2 separate regions of the Homo sapiens genome follow, and region 2 is linked to region 1. The links are chromatin contacts, found by Hi-C in ENCODE. All regions are on one chromosome and are shown on one strand. Each heading gives the region's core, a stretch centred on a gene start or an enhancer-like site at or near the end of the contact. The rest is flanking DNA. Distances are from core to core; before and after follow the strand shown. Region 1 overlaps CPXM2 (carboxypeptidase X, M14 family member 2). Region 2 overlaps CPXM2 (carboxypeptidase X, M14 family member 2).

Region 1 (7,942 bases), core at 3,718-6,217:
AAACAACACACTTCTAAATAGTTCATAATCAAAGAATAAATCACAATAAGAATTAATATTTTGAACTAAATGGCAAAGAATATATGACCTATCGAAATTTATGGCATGAAACTAAAGAGTGCTCAGAGGGAACATTATAACCTGAAATGCTATATTAGAAAAGAAGAAAAACTGACAATCAGTGACCTCAAGAAGCTATATAAAAAGAATCGTAAATCAAACTTAAAGAATGCACCAGGAAGGACATAAGTCATTTTAAAAATTTATAATTTATAATATTTATAATTGATTTAATATTTTTGAATGTTGACATGATACAGAGCTGAAACAACTCTGTTACAACCTAAAGACAATATATATGAAAATGAAAACATCTTGATGTTTTCTTAGAACTCTGAGACAATATGAAGAATGAAAGCAGATGGATGTCCTCTTAGAACTCTGAGATGACAAGTATGTAAAATGAATGTGTAATAAGTCCTCTTGCCACATCCACGTAGAACTTGGAGATAATGAGTATGAAAACTGAGTTCTTACACAGTCGACTAGCTGAATAAGTGCCAGCAGCATCAAACATCCAGACTCTGTTGTTATGTGAAAAAGAATGAACTCATACTTGATTAAAATAAAAACAAACAAAAAAAGAAAAAAAGTAGAAAAAGTCCTACAGGAAGCATCTTACTCAGTGGTGAAATATAGAAACCTTCCCTTGGATCTCACGAATGAGGCTGGGATGTCAGTTATTCACTTCTTTCAGCATTGGACTGAACATCTTAGCCAGTATAATAAGACAAGAAGAAGAAATAGAGGACCTAATGACTGGAAATAAAGAATCAGAACTGTCATTGGGATATCATCATATCCATAAAAACATCCAAAGGAGCCCACAAACTATTGGACCTAATTAAAAAATTAACAAGGTAGCTGGGTACAAAGTCAACATATAAAAAGCATCTATGTGTCTACATACCAGCAACAAATAAGGAGGAAGTAAAATTTAAAATGATACCATGTAAAATCATTTAAAAAATCAGCTACCCAGGAATAAAGCTAGCAAAAGATAAATAAAAGAAGACCTAAATAAAGAGGATCATATACCATGTTTATAGATTGGAAGATTTAATACTGTAAAGAGGTCAGTTCCCCCAAAATTGGTGTATATATTCAATATTAACCCAATTAAAATCCAGAGGCTTTGTTTTAGAAATTGACAAGCTGAATTTAAAATTTATATAGGACTGCAAAGATCTAAGAATAGTGAAGGCAACTTTGAAAAGCAAAAACAAAGTGAGAAAACATATACTATCAGATATAAGGATGTATTATAAAACAATAGACATTAAGACAGATTTAGGATAGGATAAGAAGTAGACCAACAGAACAGAATAGAGCATCCAGAAACATACCTACATATATACAGTCACATGATTTATAGCAAATTTCCACTCTGGTGCAATAGGAAAATAACCATATAAATGGTTCTAGGTCAGCTGGAAGCCCATATAGAAAACCATGTATCTTGGGCTGGGTGCAGTGATTCATGCCTGTAAATCCCAGCACTTTGGGAGGCTGAGGCAGGCAGATCATGAGGTCAGGACATCGAGACCATCTTGGCAAACATGATGAAACCCCTCTCTACTAAAAATACAAAAAATTAGCTGGGCGTGGTGGCACGTGCCTGTAGTCCCAGATACTTAGGAAGCTGAGGCAGGAGAATCGCTTGAACCCAGGAGGCAGAGGTTGCAGTGAGCCGAGATCGCATCACTGCACCCCAGCCTGAGTGACAGAGAGAGACTCTGTCTCAAAAAAACAAAAACAAAAACAAAAAACAGAAGAAAACCATGTATCTTGACCCGTCACACTATATGGTAATCAACTCCAAATGGATTGCAGATCTTAAATGTGAAAGGTAAAGCAATAACGTTTTTTAGAAGAAACATCAGTTAATATCTTTATCATCTTGGAGTAGGCAAAAATTTATTGAAAAGAACAAAAATACTGAAAGCCATAAAGAAAAAAATGGCTAAGATTGGATTATATTAAGAATTTTTTGTCATCAAAAGATACCACAGGCTGGGCATGGTGGCACACACCTATAATCCCAGCACTCTGAGAGGCCAAGGTGGGTAGATCACTTGAGCCCAGGAGTTTGAGACAAGCCTGGGCAACATGGCAAAACCCCATCTCTACAAAAACAAACAAACAAAATACAAAGATTAGCTGGGTATGGTGGTGCATGCCTGTAGTCCCAGCCACTTGGGAGGCTCTGAGGTGGGTGAATTGCTTGAGCCTGGGAGGCTGCAGTCTGGGTGACAGAGCAAAACGCTGTCTCAAAAAAAAAAAAAAAAAAAAAAAAAAAAAAAAGGGTACTACAAAGAGGATGAAAAGGAAGACAAATTGGAGGAGATGTTTGCAATATATATATATATTCAACTCATATCTAGAATGTATAAAGAGCTCTATAAATCAATGTGAGAAAGACAGACAACTTAATTGAAAAAGGGGGAAAACTTGAGTAGGCACTTCTCAAAAGATGGTGTTCAAATACCCAATGAACATACAAAATATCGAACTTCATTAGTCACCAAGTAACTTAAAATAAATCAACAATGAGATAAAAGGATACATCCATCAAGAATGGCTAAAATAAAAAAGGAAGATAATAACAAGTGTCAATAAGAGCATGGAATAACCAGACTCTTGTTTATTGCTGGTCTGAGTACAAATAGGTATAATTAATTTGGAAAATAATGCGGCTGAACGTAGGTATATGAGCATGTCTACCCTCTGACCCTATGACCTAGCAATTCCACTCCTAATTATACACCAAACAGAATTTTGTATAAATTCACTAAAATATACATGCAGGAATGTTCACAGAAGCACTCTTCCTAATAATCCAAACTGGAAACTACTCAAATCCCCATTAGCAATAAAATGGATAAATAAATTGTGGTGTCTGTTCTCAGAGTAGAGTAGTAGAACGCAGTGAGAATGAATAAAGCATAATTATAAGCAACGATAAGAATTATCAAAGACGAAACTAGGTCTGAAACAAAATGAACAAAGCCTTTATAAACCTAGGACAAGAGGACCCATCTGTGATCACGCTTATTTCGGCAGTGGTTCAAAGGCGGTAGAAAGGGGAGTTAGTTTTCTAAACAGGGAAAAAACAAAGACAGCCTCTGATTGGCAAGCATTCTATTATGGTGGAACTTTTGGAAGTAGAGGATACTTTCTAATTGGTCTTCAGGTACTTTGACCACCCTTGGCGAACTTCAAGAGGGGTAGCTCCCTACTGCCTGGCAGAGGAAGTTCCACTCCTATCAAATGGCCTAAAAGCCTACCATGCCCTGGCCTCTGCTCCCCTGTCCCTTCCTCTGCTCTCCTGGGGCACCAGCATCCTTTCTGTCCTCCAAGTGCCATGTGCCCTCCTTCCTCCATCTGTGAGATGCTTATACGTCAGTGGGAGAGAACGACAGTATCAAGTAATTCCAGAAAGGAGTATGAAATTACAAACTGAATTAAACTATGAAAGAAAGCATATAAGAAAGAAATTGGCTAGATTGAAGGGTTAAGACTAGCTTTTTTACTTGGTATGAGGTCTGAATAATTTAAAGGCAGACAGAGGAGGAGAGAAGAGGAGGAGTTCAAACAGCTGCAGCAGTATGTGCAAAGGCCCTGGGGCAAGAGAGAGTATAAACAGTATTAGGAATTGAAAGAAAGAACACGGAGAACGCAAGGCAAGCAAGGGTCTCGTAGAACGTGATGGGGATTTTGTTAATACTAAGATAGCACAATATTTAATATAAGAATACTTAAAATAAGAGCTATTTTAAGCAGGGATGACATGATCATATTTCATTAGAAAAGTAAGCTCTTGCCTGCAAGATAGATGGGGGAGCAATTTAGATGCCAGGGGGCCTGAGAGAGTGAACTGGGGTGGTGGCAGGGGAGGTGGAGAGAGTTGGATACATTCTTGAAAATGCGGGAGTTAAAATTGACAGAACTTGGTGATGGATTCAATATAGGGGAATGTGTTATTCTGTTTTCATACTGCTATGGAGAAATACCCGAGACTAGGTAACTTATAAAGAAAAGGAGATTTAATGGACTCACAGTTCCACATGGCTGGGGAGGCCTCACAATCACGGTGGAAAGCGAAAGAGGAGCAGTCATGTCTCACCTGGCGGCAGGCAAGAGAGCGTGTGCAGGGAAACTGCCCTTTACAAAACCGTCAGGTCTTGTGAGACTTATTCACTATCATGAGAATGAGATGGGAAGAACCTGCCCCCATGATTTAATTACCTCCCACTGGGTCCCCCCAACAACATGTGGGGATTATGGGAGCTACAATTCAAAATGAAATTTGGGTGAGGACACAGCCAAACCGTATCAGGGAGGAAGGGAAGGTGGGACACCCAGGCTAACACTGGGATTTTGGTCTCCCTGGGTGAATGGCAGTACCTTTCTTGGGGCAGGGCCTCTGGTGGACTGTCACGTCAGAGTGTAGAGCGGAAGGCGTGAATCAGTTCGTTTAAAGCAAGTTAAATTTGAGATGTCGCAGAGACTTTAAGTGGAGGGGTCAACTAGGCAGGAGGATATGATGTAGCTTTGCAGTTCAGAAGATAGTTCTGAGCCATAGAAACAATTACGATTCAAACATAAGTAGGGGATTGGTATTCTTATTTTTTTTTTGAGTTTGAGAAATTATGACTTGGCTTTCATTTCCTTTTTTTCCCTGCCCTCTCCTTTTTCTTTGGAGAACTTCTTTTTATTTTTCTCTTTACTCCCCTCTTATTGTCTTGTGCTTCTCTTGACCGAGGGGTTTCCTACATTCATCACCTCTCTCTCGGCAGGATACAGCTCCCGCCTCTGTTGTCTGTCTTGCTGTATCACCCTCGGGCCTTATCAGCTGAAAAACAGGCAGCAAAGGAACGGCAGCTACAAGTCATTCGGAAATTATTTGTGTGTGGGAAACAGGTTGCTATTTTGGGTGTGGATAATTTTCCAGGGCAAAGGAAGGAGCTGTTGCCGAGGTGCTTTTCTTGTTAAGGCAATGCTAATGCATCTCCCTCCCCAGCCCTGGGCTCAAACTGGTGACTCTCAGAGGAGGAATGTGGTGTGTGATCGATTCTGGCTTCTAACGGGTATTCAGACAGAGCTGGTGGGGAGGAGAGAGGAGAAGAAGAGAAGGTGTGAGATGAGGGTTTGTTTCCAAGCATGTATAAAATCACCTAAGAATCATTTTCATGACAAGTCAGTCGGATGAACCAGAATGCATAGAACCAGCTGTTCTTTTGAAATAAACTCTACTGGGCAGTATAAATTCAGACAGGAAACTCAAAACTTTATTTGGATAGATCTGAATCCTGAGGGCAAGCAGGCAAGTAGGAAAAGGATTCCAAATACTTCAATGGGCAGAATTTTCTAAAAAAAAAAAAAAAAAAAAAACCAAAAAACTAGTAAATTGCTTCTTAGTTCCAATATTTAAAAAATTAAAAGAGGGGGTGTACTCAGGAAGACTTTCCTATATTGTTCAACAACTAATATTATAAAAAACTGAGGCAGAGAGAAAAAAAGATGTAGGTCGCTTTTCTTGCCAAGGCTATCAGGTTAACCTCCACTCTGGAAAGTCAAATTATGGCTAATTTACCCCCAGAAATTTCTGTGCAGTAGGGTGTGATGATGGGGGTATTTATTTGGGTCCAGCCATCACTGGATTCTTCCTGGGGTGGGGATTGTCTGTGTGGCTGTGACAGCCAAGGAGAAACTCAGTATCTCTTAGAGACTCAACATTTTATTTTTGTGATTGGTAAAATCTCATTTGTTACATTCCCAAATCAGCTTCCTAACCAAAATGTTTAAACCGGTTTGCAACCTTTACCCAGATTATTTTTCCACTGAGCTTCTTGGGTGTGATGTAGGTGTTCAGTGCAAACAGTTACGTACACATTTGTATATCTTTACATCTGTGATCAACGGTTAGTGATTACTAGGGGCTAGGCCTTGTTCTAAGTGATTAAAGGGCATTAAACGGAGGCTTACATTAATTCTTTAAGGTTGATGCTTTTATGATTCCCATATTATGGATGAATATATAGTGGCATAGATGGGTCAGTTAGTTACCTGACTGAGGTCACAGAGCTGTAAATGTCCTGGAGCCAGGGTTTGACCCAGTGCCATCTGCCTCTGGCACCTGCTCTCCTCACTTCTAAACCTCTTCATGGAAGAACAAACATTTTAAAGTGTGTAGTCCTAATGATGTTTTATTTTCTCATAGGAGTGACTGGGTGACATCCTATAAGGTCATGGTGAGCAATGACAGCCACACGTGGGTCACTGTTAAGAATGGATCTGGAGACATGGTGAGTCTCATCCTCCATTTAACCATGCCTTTCTTCCTGGCTGGGTGGGGTTTTGCAAAGAGAGGCAATGTATGATCAACTCTTTGGAGATTTGTGGATTCTCTGTCAACTCAAACCTACCACTACAGTCTGATGGACAGAGACCCTTTCCCTGCCCTGAAGCCCAGCAGCAAGTGACACACATTTAGAGCTAATGTAAAATTCAGCCTTTATTTACTCCCATCAGGCAACTGCAGGAATGCAGCCTTTTATGTAATTTGCAAGTTAGCCCTGGAAGTTGCATGCATGGGGCATGCTAGGGCCCCTTGCAGCTGTTCTTAATAGTTTCCTAACTTCATTTGGTGACCTTGGCCTTTTAGTTCCATGATTAGCTCCAGCTTAGTCCTGATCCTGTCACTCTCTTCCTCAGATTCTCAAGTGCATATTCCTAGCATGGTATCCAATGTCTTACATAGTCTGACTAGTCTTGACTGTGGCCTCCTTTTTCAACCTTCTTTCTCATTCTTACCCCCTACACACAGTCCTGTGTCCTTGTACAAGTGAAACAGCTGCTCTTCTGCCTATGAATCCAATATTTAGGCTTCTGCACTCATTGTTCATTTTCTCTGGATACCCTCTCATCCCTACGGATCTAAATAGCTTTCCTTCAATGCCAGTTCAAACAGCCCCTCTTCCCCAAAACTTTGCCTGGTCCTCTCCATCTTCTGAAATCCCAAAGCTCTCTAGTTGTCCTTTTGCCGTGACACCGATAGATTTTTTCTACAGTATATAATTACCAGCCCCACTCCCTGCATACCAACTAGATGGAGGCTTCCTGAGGGCAGGATCCAGGCCTGATTCATTTCTTTTTTTTTTTTTTTTCTTTTCAATGCACAGCACACATTAGGTTTTCCTCAATAAAGTCTTGTTGAATGAGTGAATTCTGACTTTTTATCCCTTGGTAATTAAGCACTAAAAGATTTTCCTTTTCTCCCATGAGCATAAATAGATATTTGAGGGAAACAGTGAGAAGGAGATCCCTGTTCTCAATGAGCTACCCGTCCCCATGGTGGCCCGCTACATCCGCATAAACCCTCAGTCCTGGTTTGATAATGGGAGCATCTGCATGAGAATGGAGATCCTGGGCTGCCCACTGCCAGGTGAGTTCACCCTCCTGTGCTTCCTGCAGGGTGGGAGCACTGATGGAAAACAGATGCCCAGCCAAGACAAATAAAAATAAACTAAGCAGACCAGGCACAGTAGCTCATGCCTGTAATCCCAGCATTTTGGGAGGCTGAGGAGGCAGAATCAATCACTTGAGTCTGGAAATCCAAGACCAGCCTGGGCCACAAAGGGAGACATTGTCTCCACAAAAATAAAAATAAATAAATAATAAATAAAATATAAAAATTACCCAGGCATGGTGGAGTGAGCCTGTAGTCCCAGCTACTTGGGAGGCTGAGGCAGGAGGATCACTTGAGCCCAGAGGTCAAGGCTGCAGTGAGCCGAAATAGCACCACTACACTCCACCCTGTCTCAAAAAAATAAAAAGGTAAAAAGTAATAATAAACCAAGCAGTTGTTTTCTTATGTAAA
Region 2 (7,942 bases), core at 2,461-4,960, 58 kb before region 1:
GTCTCCTTGGGCTAAATCAAGGTATGCAGGGCGATGCTCTTTCTGGAGACTGTAGGGAGAATCAATTTTCTTCCCCTTTTCAGTCTTGAGAAGCTGCCCCATTCCTTGCTAGTGGCTCTTTCCTTCTTCAGAGCCAGCAAAGGCAGATGGAGTCTTCATGTGACTGCCTGTCTGGTTCTCTGTTCTGATTTCTTGTTCCCCTTTTGAGGATCCTTGAGATTACACCGGGCCCACCTGGATAGCCTGGGATCATCTCCCTTCCTCAAGCAACCTTCATTCCATCTGTGACCCTCATTCCTCTCTGCTGTGTAATCTAATATATGCACAGGTTCTGCGGATTAGAGCGTGGACATCTTTGGGTAGGAGTTATTCTGCCGCCCCATCCCCAGGGCATTTTGTTCCTGCCCCACCTCCTGCTGATCTGTTCTTTCTCAACTTAGCACTTGATCTCTACCGTCCTGTGTGGCTCTCTAATGGCACCATATTCTAGTTTTCTTTCTATAGCTCTTCTGTATTGGGAGTAGTTTCCAAGCCCCTTTGCACGTGCACCATCTCTGGCCTAGGGAGGGAGGAGGTTCCTTGCCCCTGGCCCTGAGAGCCATCAAGGGTGCACTCAAAGCTAATGGCTTCCAAGTGGCAGAGTGGACCCCTGACTCCCCCAGCGGTCTGTGTAAATGTGCTAGGGGCAGCTGCTGTGCTGGGAACTGTGTACAAACAGATAAGGTTCCTTCCCAGGGAGCTCATGGGATTGGGGGCATCTGAGCCAAGCTCTGACTCCAAGCTTTGCTCTTTCTCCACCCCACCCCTCAGACTGCACCGCATCAAACAGACTTTCGAACTGCTTAACCTCCGCCACTTTTCAGTTCAGACGAATTCAGGTAGAACATTTGTAGAACTAACTTTAAGGAGATCCGAAGGTTGGTTTATAAATACTCGTATAAAAAAAGAATAATAACTAATAAGAAATATTTGGATGTGCACAACTGTCAACTGCAAACAATCTCTTATGTTTTATGAGGGATGAACACATGAGCCCGCAAAGCTTGAGCTGGAGCTATGTTCGTGTCCCCACAGTGCCTCCAGTACCCTAGACGGGGCTCCAGGCCTCTGAGGAAATGACAGTCAGATCCAAGCAGGGCGTGTGCAGCCTGTTTTGTGCATTAATTAGGGGAGCTGTCGTCTGATGCTTTGCATGATTTCTCTATAATTGAAATTATCCTTTGAAAAAGAGAAAGTGTTCACATTTATTTGTGCTTTCGGTCAAAAATTAAAAGGTCCTGTTAATCCTAAATGTGTTGGGGTTGAATGGGAAGGTCGGGGGAGCGTGGTGTTTTTGTCCCTCCAGTTGGGAATTCCACCGGCAGAGTGCCACGCAGGGTGTGCCAATGAGATGTTGTAGACAGGCATGCTGAGTGCAGACCTTGGCCTTGATGTTTCTAGATTGGGGGACTTTGGAACAAATGATCTCATGTCTCTGAGGCTCAGTTGCCTCATCAGAAAGATGAGAGTCCTAATCACTCACAGAGTTCCTTGAGTGGTGACCTTAGGTGACTTCTGATTTTAAAACATTCCCTGGATCATCTCCTTCCTCTGTTGAAAGGCTCTGGTGGCTTCTAGTTACTGTATGAGGAAAGTCCCAGGTTGGTCTTGGGTGACTGGGTCTCTCTCTGAACCTTCATTTACTTATTTCCTTGGGTTGTATCTGCCCCTTCCTTGTGAGTAAGCCCCATGTTAGATGTGGCCTTGTTTCTCCTGCTTGCCCAGCCCCTGGTGTGCAGAATAGCACCTGCAACATGGGAGGTGCACTGAGGATATGGACGGAGACCTGGCTGAGGTGCAGATGGTGTTTATTCACTGACCTACCTTTCCTGGGCTGCACAGGAGCCTCACCGTAGATGGGGCGTCCAGCAGGGAGCAGCCGGCGAGGCTGTCCTCACTTCGTCTTCCTGGCTTCAGGTAGTCTTTCACCCGTGAGAGGCCCACCCCAGGCAGAATGCCAAGCTCCCCTCAGTGAATGCATTGGCTGAGCGCACTCTCCTGCCTGTGGTCAGGGTGAAAAGGAGGCCGTGCATGGGGATCACATCAGTGCTATTTGTCTTCGTGGGTTTTTCTTTCTTCAGGGGCATCTTATTTACCCTGATGCTTTCTCACAGGAAAGTCTCCGTACCTGCTCTTAGACTGTGAAGTTGCTGCTTTAATAGCCAAATCTGGGCCCGCCATCCCCAGCCTCTGGCTCTGACCCTACTCGGGTACCTGGTGTCAACCCCAGACAGGACAGTGTCGTTTGCAATGTGTGTCTGTGGGCTTCGACATACAGCCCCAGTCCCCCACGGGGAGCACACTAGGCTAAATCGAGGTGTCAGCAGGGCTGTGCTCCTGTGCCACAGGGAAATGGGGACGAGGTCAGCCCACTTTTGTGGTTTGTGTCTTCCAGAGCCAGTGCCACATGCAGTGTGATTCCACTGTCACAGGTGCATAATTAAAGTCAGTGTGTGCCAAAAATACATCTCCCCACACAGAACGGTTTGAAATGCAGTTTAAAAATAACCACATCTTGTCTCACATACGAGTATTTTGTAGGCGTGTTGAGCTAATGGGATTTTGTGATCGAGAAACCCCAAGATGTCAGAATTAGAAACTGTGTTTAATACCCTAGTGCAGGCTGTGAGCTGGTTTAGCCTAGCGCTGTGCCGGCCTAGGACTCTATAGGCGCAGATGTGGCTGTGGTCCAGGCTGGAAGGTATGGGGCTCACAGGCTGGGATGCTGGTGCTGGTCGCTCTGCTGACCAGCCATGTGGCCTCGGGTGAGATGCCCTCATTCTCCAAGGCTCAGTGTCGTCATCAGGAAGGTGCAGGTCCCACCGCTGGCTCTTCCTCCGTCATGGAATTGTGAGTGTCAAAAGGAGTAAAGAAAAAGAATTGCCTTTGGCAGTTCTCAAATGCATATTCTTACCTATTAGCATTCATTCTTGCAGCAGACCATTGTGAGGTGCCTGCTATGTGACAGGCATGGAAAGGGCCATGACAAAAAGCCCTAGGGATTCTCTGCCTTCAAGATGCTTCAGTCTTTAGCAGAGGGAGAGTGGGAATCAGCTCCAAGCATTATTGGCACAGTGCTAAGTGCCTTATGCACGTGATTTCATTTATTCCTCCAACATGGAAGACAGTACTGTTATTATTACCTCTGCCTTATAGAAAAACAGACACAGGGAGCATGGGATGACTCAGCTCACATTTCCCAGGAGGGGCAGATTAAGAATCCAGGCAGCTTTAAACCTTGAGTTGTTGCTCCTAATGATGCCATAAAATTGCCTCCCAAGTCAACAGATAGAAGTGGTATAGGTCCAACAGCTGGACTAGTGATCAAACCGTGTACATCTCTCTTTTCTGACAGTTATCTCACATTGATTTATTCATCTGCACCCTCGCCAAATGCTGAGCCGCTTGCAGAAAATGTGTCTCTTGCATTTCTGGGTATTCCCCACCCTGTGTGAGCGCGGTGTCTGCACATATGGATGCGCTGAATCAACAAAGCTTCTGTGTAGTGGCTGCAGTGCTTAAGGGAGCTTAAGCAGGAGAAGCCTAGGAGGCGGCCGGGCAGGCTGGTCTGCTGTCACATGTGTTTTTCTAGTGCATATTTGCCCTGTGTGGTTGGCAGATACAGGGATGATGTCATTATGACACAGAAGCAGCATTGGTTCATGTGTGACTTTTGCTAGTCTGTGAATGGTCTGTGGGGCCGAGCACCAGCACCTGGCCACAGAGTGCACTGTCACGGGTGAATATGGAGTCTATCAGTGGTCTGTGGGACCAAGTATCAGCACCTGGCCACAGAGTGCACTGTCACGGGTGAGTGTAAAGTCTATGAATGGGCTGTGGGACCAAGTATCAGCACCTGACCACAGAGTGCGCTGTCACGGGTGAGTGTGGAGTCTATGAATAGTCTGTGGGACCCAGCACCAGCACCTGACCACAGAGTGCACTGTCAGGGGCGAGCGTGGAAGCTGCGGAGTCCCGTGCGTGGTGCCCTGTGCCTCCTGTTCCTCGGCGTCAGTGGGGCCTGTGCTGGTGCATTGCTCAGGTTCTTCTCCGTTTTGCCCTAGCCTTCAACTCAGCAGCTCCACGCCGCCTTCCATCTCCACGCCGCCTTCCATCTCCACGCCGCCTTCCATCTCCACGCCGCCTTCCATCTCCACGCCGCCTTCCATCTCCACGCCGCCTTCCATCTCCACGCCGCCTTCCATCTCCACGCCGCCTTCCATCGCTGGCATCACCTGCCTCCCTGCTTGTTTCCTTTTCAGATCAAATCCTATAATTACAGCTGTATTTAAACACTGTTTTGAGCAACTCAACGTGTCTCCTTAATTGTGCTAATGTGTTTTTAAAATTAATTTTTTTCAGTCTTCTGCTTCTAGACCTGTATAGATTTTGAATGGGCTGGCTGGTGAGCTGGGTTTTAGACTGGGAACTTTTACTGGAATACATTTGCCGTGTTACTACAGAAATACCTGTCTCCTTTTCCATCATTTTAAGCAGAAGACTTTGAAAGAGTCCTTATAACTCAATACTTCCTTTTTTTCAAGTAGAATTTTACTTTTGTTAACTTAATAATATAAGGTTAGAGAAAAAAACCAACATTTACATTTTATCACTACATTGGGACAAAATAGACTTTTCAGGAATTCAAGGAAGACATCCAGTTCAGCAGGAGAGCAAAAGTTCGGCCCCTCACCTATGATTATTCTTCCTGTGCGCCCAGGACCCCTTTATACTAACTCACTTGTGAGGCTGTGATCTCATTTAGAAACAGTCACTGGTTTCTTCCATTCTGGGAGCAACTACGGACAGATTGGAAATTAACATTCTGAGTCTCCAAGAGAACATATTGACAATGACCTCTAAAATCATGCTTAGGGCTAGGTGCGGTGGCTCATGCCTGTAACCCCAGCACTTTGGGAGGCCGAGGCGGGTGGATCACCTGAGGTCAGGAATTCAAGACCAGCCTGGCCAATGTGGCAAAATCCCGTCTCTACTAAACATACAAAAATTAGCCGGGCGTGGTGGCACACGCCTGTAATCCCAGCTACTTGGGAGGTTGAGGCAGGAGAATCACTTGAACCTGGGAGGCTGAGGTTGCAGTGAGCCATGATCATGCCACTGCACTCCAGCCTGGGCGAGAGGATGAGACTCTGTCTCAAAAAAAAACAAAAAAAAGCCAAACCAAACCAAAACAAAACATGCTTGGATCCTTTGCCTGTAGGTAGTCTTAGGAAGTGACCCTATGTTCAGGTGGGTCATCTAATGGCAGCTCATCACCTGCCCCACCCCAAAGAATCCTCCTTTGAGGACCCTAAGATATTTTCCCTGGGTCATAAACTAAGGAAGGGGGTTCGGGGACAGCAGCCCTGCTGAAGTGATTTATTGCACCACTGTTATTATTTTGGATATTTTCCTAGCTGGCAAGCCTCAAACAGATTGCAGTAGTAAGCACTGCCGTGTCAGAGGGCTGGCTTTCAACCTCATTCTCAAGAATTTAAATTACAGTAAGTCAGTCAGGGTCTGACGTGTGATCAGAAGAAATGAAACACCAAGTGTGTGGTTGGGACTCAGGATGTCACCACAATTCCTGCCTATAACTGGGGACCGACTTACATCCCTTATAAATGGGGATGTAGAAAAGTTGGTGCTTAGATCAGAGCTTGGAAGAAACAGCTGATGTTTTGAGGTCACAAGGAAAAACGTAGCACACTCCCTGCACAGCTCTGGGTGTCCTTGTGATAGCCTGGTCACGGTCGTTTGGCACTCTGTGGACCAGGTCTTGTCTCACCCATGTTAGAAATGACTGAGAGTTTGGTCCCCTAGAGAGAGAGGCTCACCTCTTGCAGCTCTTCCAGGAGGAAACGTCTGGCCATAATAATAGTGTCTGTCAGAGCCATTTCCCCAGCACTGCTGGAAGGAATCATGAGTCCTCTCCTCAGTCATTTCCTTAAAAAAATTATATGGAGCACCTCGATGCCAGTACTAGAATCTAGTTCCAGTGTTCTCATCCACTTTTTACCTAAAATGAGGTGGGATATTTGGAGGCGGCTGCTGCCTGTGGCTTCATTTGTACCCCCGCATGAAGACATGAATGCAGTTTTAGAACATTGAACCAACTGAGTTTTATCCTGTGTCACAGCTCATGTTCCAGGGCACGTCCTGTACGTGTCTCCCTGTACCTTTTGGCCCCAGTGCTCTTGGGGCCCCACTTTGACCAAAGGTGGAGGCCACCCACATTTCTCCTGGCAGGAAGTCTATGGAGAACCTTTGGCAGTACCATTTTCCCAGGTCTCACCTGTGCCCGACCCACACCTGCCTGTGGCTGGGCCCTGCACCCGTGTCTTTGACCCTAAGCCTATCTCTTCCTTCATGCCTTCCCGATTTTCTGTTTTGTTTGTTTTTGTTTTTCCTGGCTATGCAAAACCTTACTGTGTCTCACAAGTTCTTCTTGGGGGCCATATATGTGCTAAGTGCTGCAGAGGCAAAAATAATCACAGTAGACATAGTTTCCGAGTCAAGGAATGTCGTGTTTGTTCTGATAAAGGGATTTTGTTCTACATCTGGCTTCAAGCAAACAGTCTGGGAGACAGTGTTTGGATGCCAAAACACTGGAATTTTGGGTATTTGGATTTTTATGGGAATAACAGGACTGAATATTTTAAATTGTGACTCCCTTGGAGAAATCAAAATGAATATCTAGTATGATGGTAATATGCTGTTCTTATTTCTCAAGAAGCTTACAGTGTAGACATACAAGCCGGTAGAAGGACAATGTAACCAAAGTAAAAAGGGTCCAAAACCACCAAAGCCTCCTTGACCCATGAACCACAGATTATTAAGGAACCACAGGATTATCTGGTTCAGATATAGATTCTGTTCTGTTTGCTGTGTGCATTTTTCTTTAATATGTTATTAAATTTCATATGTTGTGTCCTTGAAGCACTAACACAGAATGACCTACACACCTGATTGCTGGGAGACGTGCACATCCAGAAGACGGTCATCCTACCTGTGTACAGTGAGGCAGGTGCCCTGGGGAACCATCCCCATGAGGTATCGCTGGAGAAGGCACAGTGCAGTTATGACTGCGGAGTAGACACACAGGCTCCGGGGGTTGTCTGTTGAACAAGCCGAGCCATCACTTGGGTGCTGGAGCTGGCAGGGAAGGAGCCCTGGGTTATCTACAGCCGGAAAACTGAGATTAGGGTCTCAGGTCTGTACTTAGTAGCTGTGGGGTTAGGGCAGGTCACTTAGCCCCTGACTTCAGTTTCCTTATCTCTAAAACAAATATATATAAAATATATATTATATATATTATATATAAAAGTATATTATATATATATTATATATTTTATATATAATATATATATAATATATATATTATATATATATTATATATATATATTTTTATATATATATATATATTTGTTCACTAGCTCTTGGGCCACCCCTGCCTCTCAGCTTGTGCTGCCTTATCTCCCTGACCACTGGCTTGAGTTTCCCCTAGGCTCTCCCACGCCCACATCCAGGAAGGGCCCAGAAAAGTCTGATCTGAGAGGCATCAGTAGTCACCCCCGGAGCCTGTGTGTGCGTTCAGCAGTCAGAGCTGCTTCTCCAGTGATGCCTCATGGGGATGGTTCCCCAGGGCACCTGCCCTGCTACACACAGGTCAGATGACCGTCTCCTGGAGGTGCATGGTTGGGAATCAGGTGTGTAGGTCATTCTGTGTTAGTGCTTCAAGGACACAATAAATGCTATATAAGCAGAAAAAGCCAGGGTGGGGAGAGGGAGGGGAGAAAAAAGGAGAGGAGGAGGGAAAGAAAGAATAACAGCAGATTCTTTCTTTCTTTCTTTCTTTTTTTGAGACTGAGCCTCGCTCTGTCGCCCAGGCTGGAGTGCAGTG

The links. A loop is a pair of places that touch in the nucleus more often than their neighbours do. Pooled maps may share reads with other maps.
Region 2: a map of aorta shows a loop between it and region 1 (2.8-fold over the local background). The contact joins two enhancer-like sites. A Hi-C loop is called at or near these places in 7 of 168 maps with a recorded cell type or tissue (HCT116, aorta, ascending aorta and 3 more) and 5 of 50 pooled maps.

Annotation. Positions count from the first base shown.
Region 1 is chr10:123,797,541-123,805,482 of GRCh38, reverse strand. It overlaps CPXM2 (carboxypeptidase X, M14 family member 2), which reads left to right. Exons shown (of 14, transcript NM_198148.3): 5 at 6,284-6,368; 6 at 7,357-7,507. Among named protein-coding and RNA genes, the nearest start is that of CPXM2-AS1, 25 kb to the right of the region's middle. Within about 2 kb of position 4,967, at least 2 of the 41 ENCODE cell types and tissues checked have a DNase peak (open chromatin) inside an H3K27ac peak, as active enhancers do; they include ascending aorta, where a contact is called at or near this core.
Region 2 is chr10:123,853,864-123,861,805 of GRCh38, reverse strand. The region is part of intron 3 of CPXM2 (carboxypeptidase X, M14 family member 2); the gene reads left to right. Among named protein-coding and RNA genes, the nearest start is that of CPXM2, 34 kb to the left of the region's middle. RefSeq lists an enhancer at 1,629-2,129. Within about 2 kb of position 3,710, at least 2 of the 41 ENCODE cell types and tissues checked have a DNase peak (open chromatin) inside an H3K27ac peak, as active enhancers do; they include ascending aorta, where a contact is called at or near this core.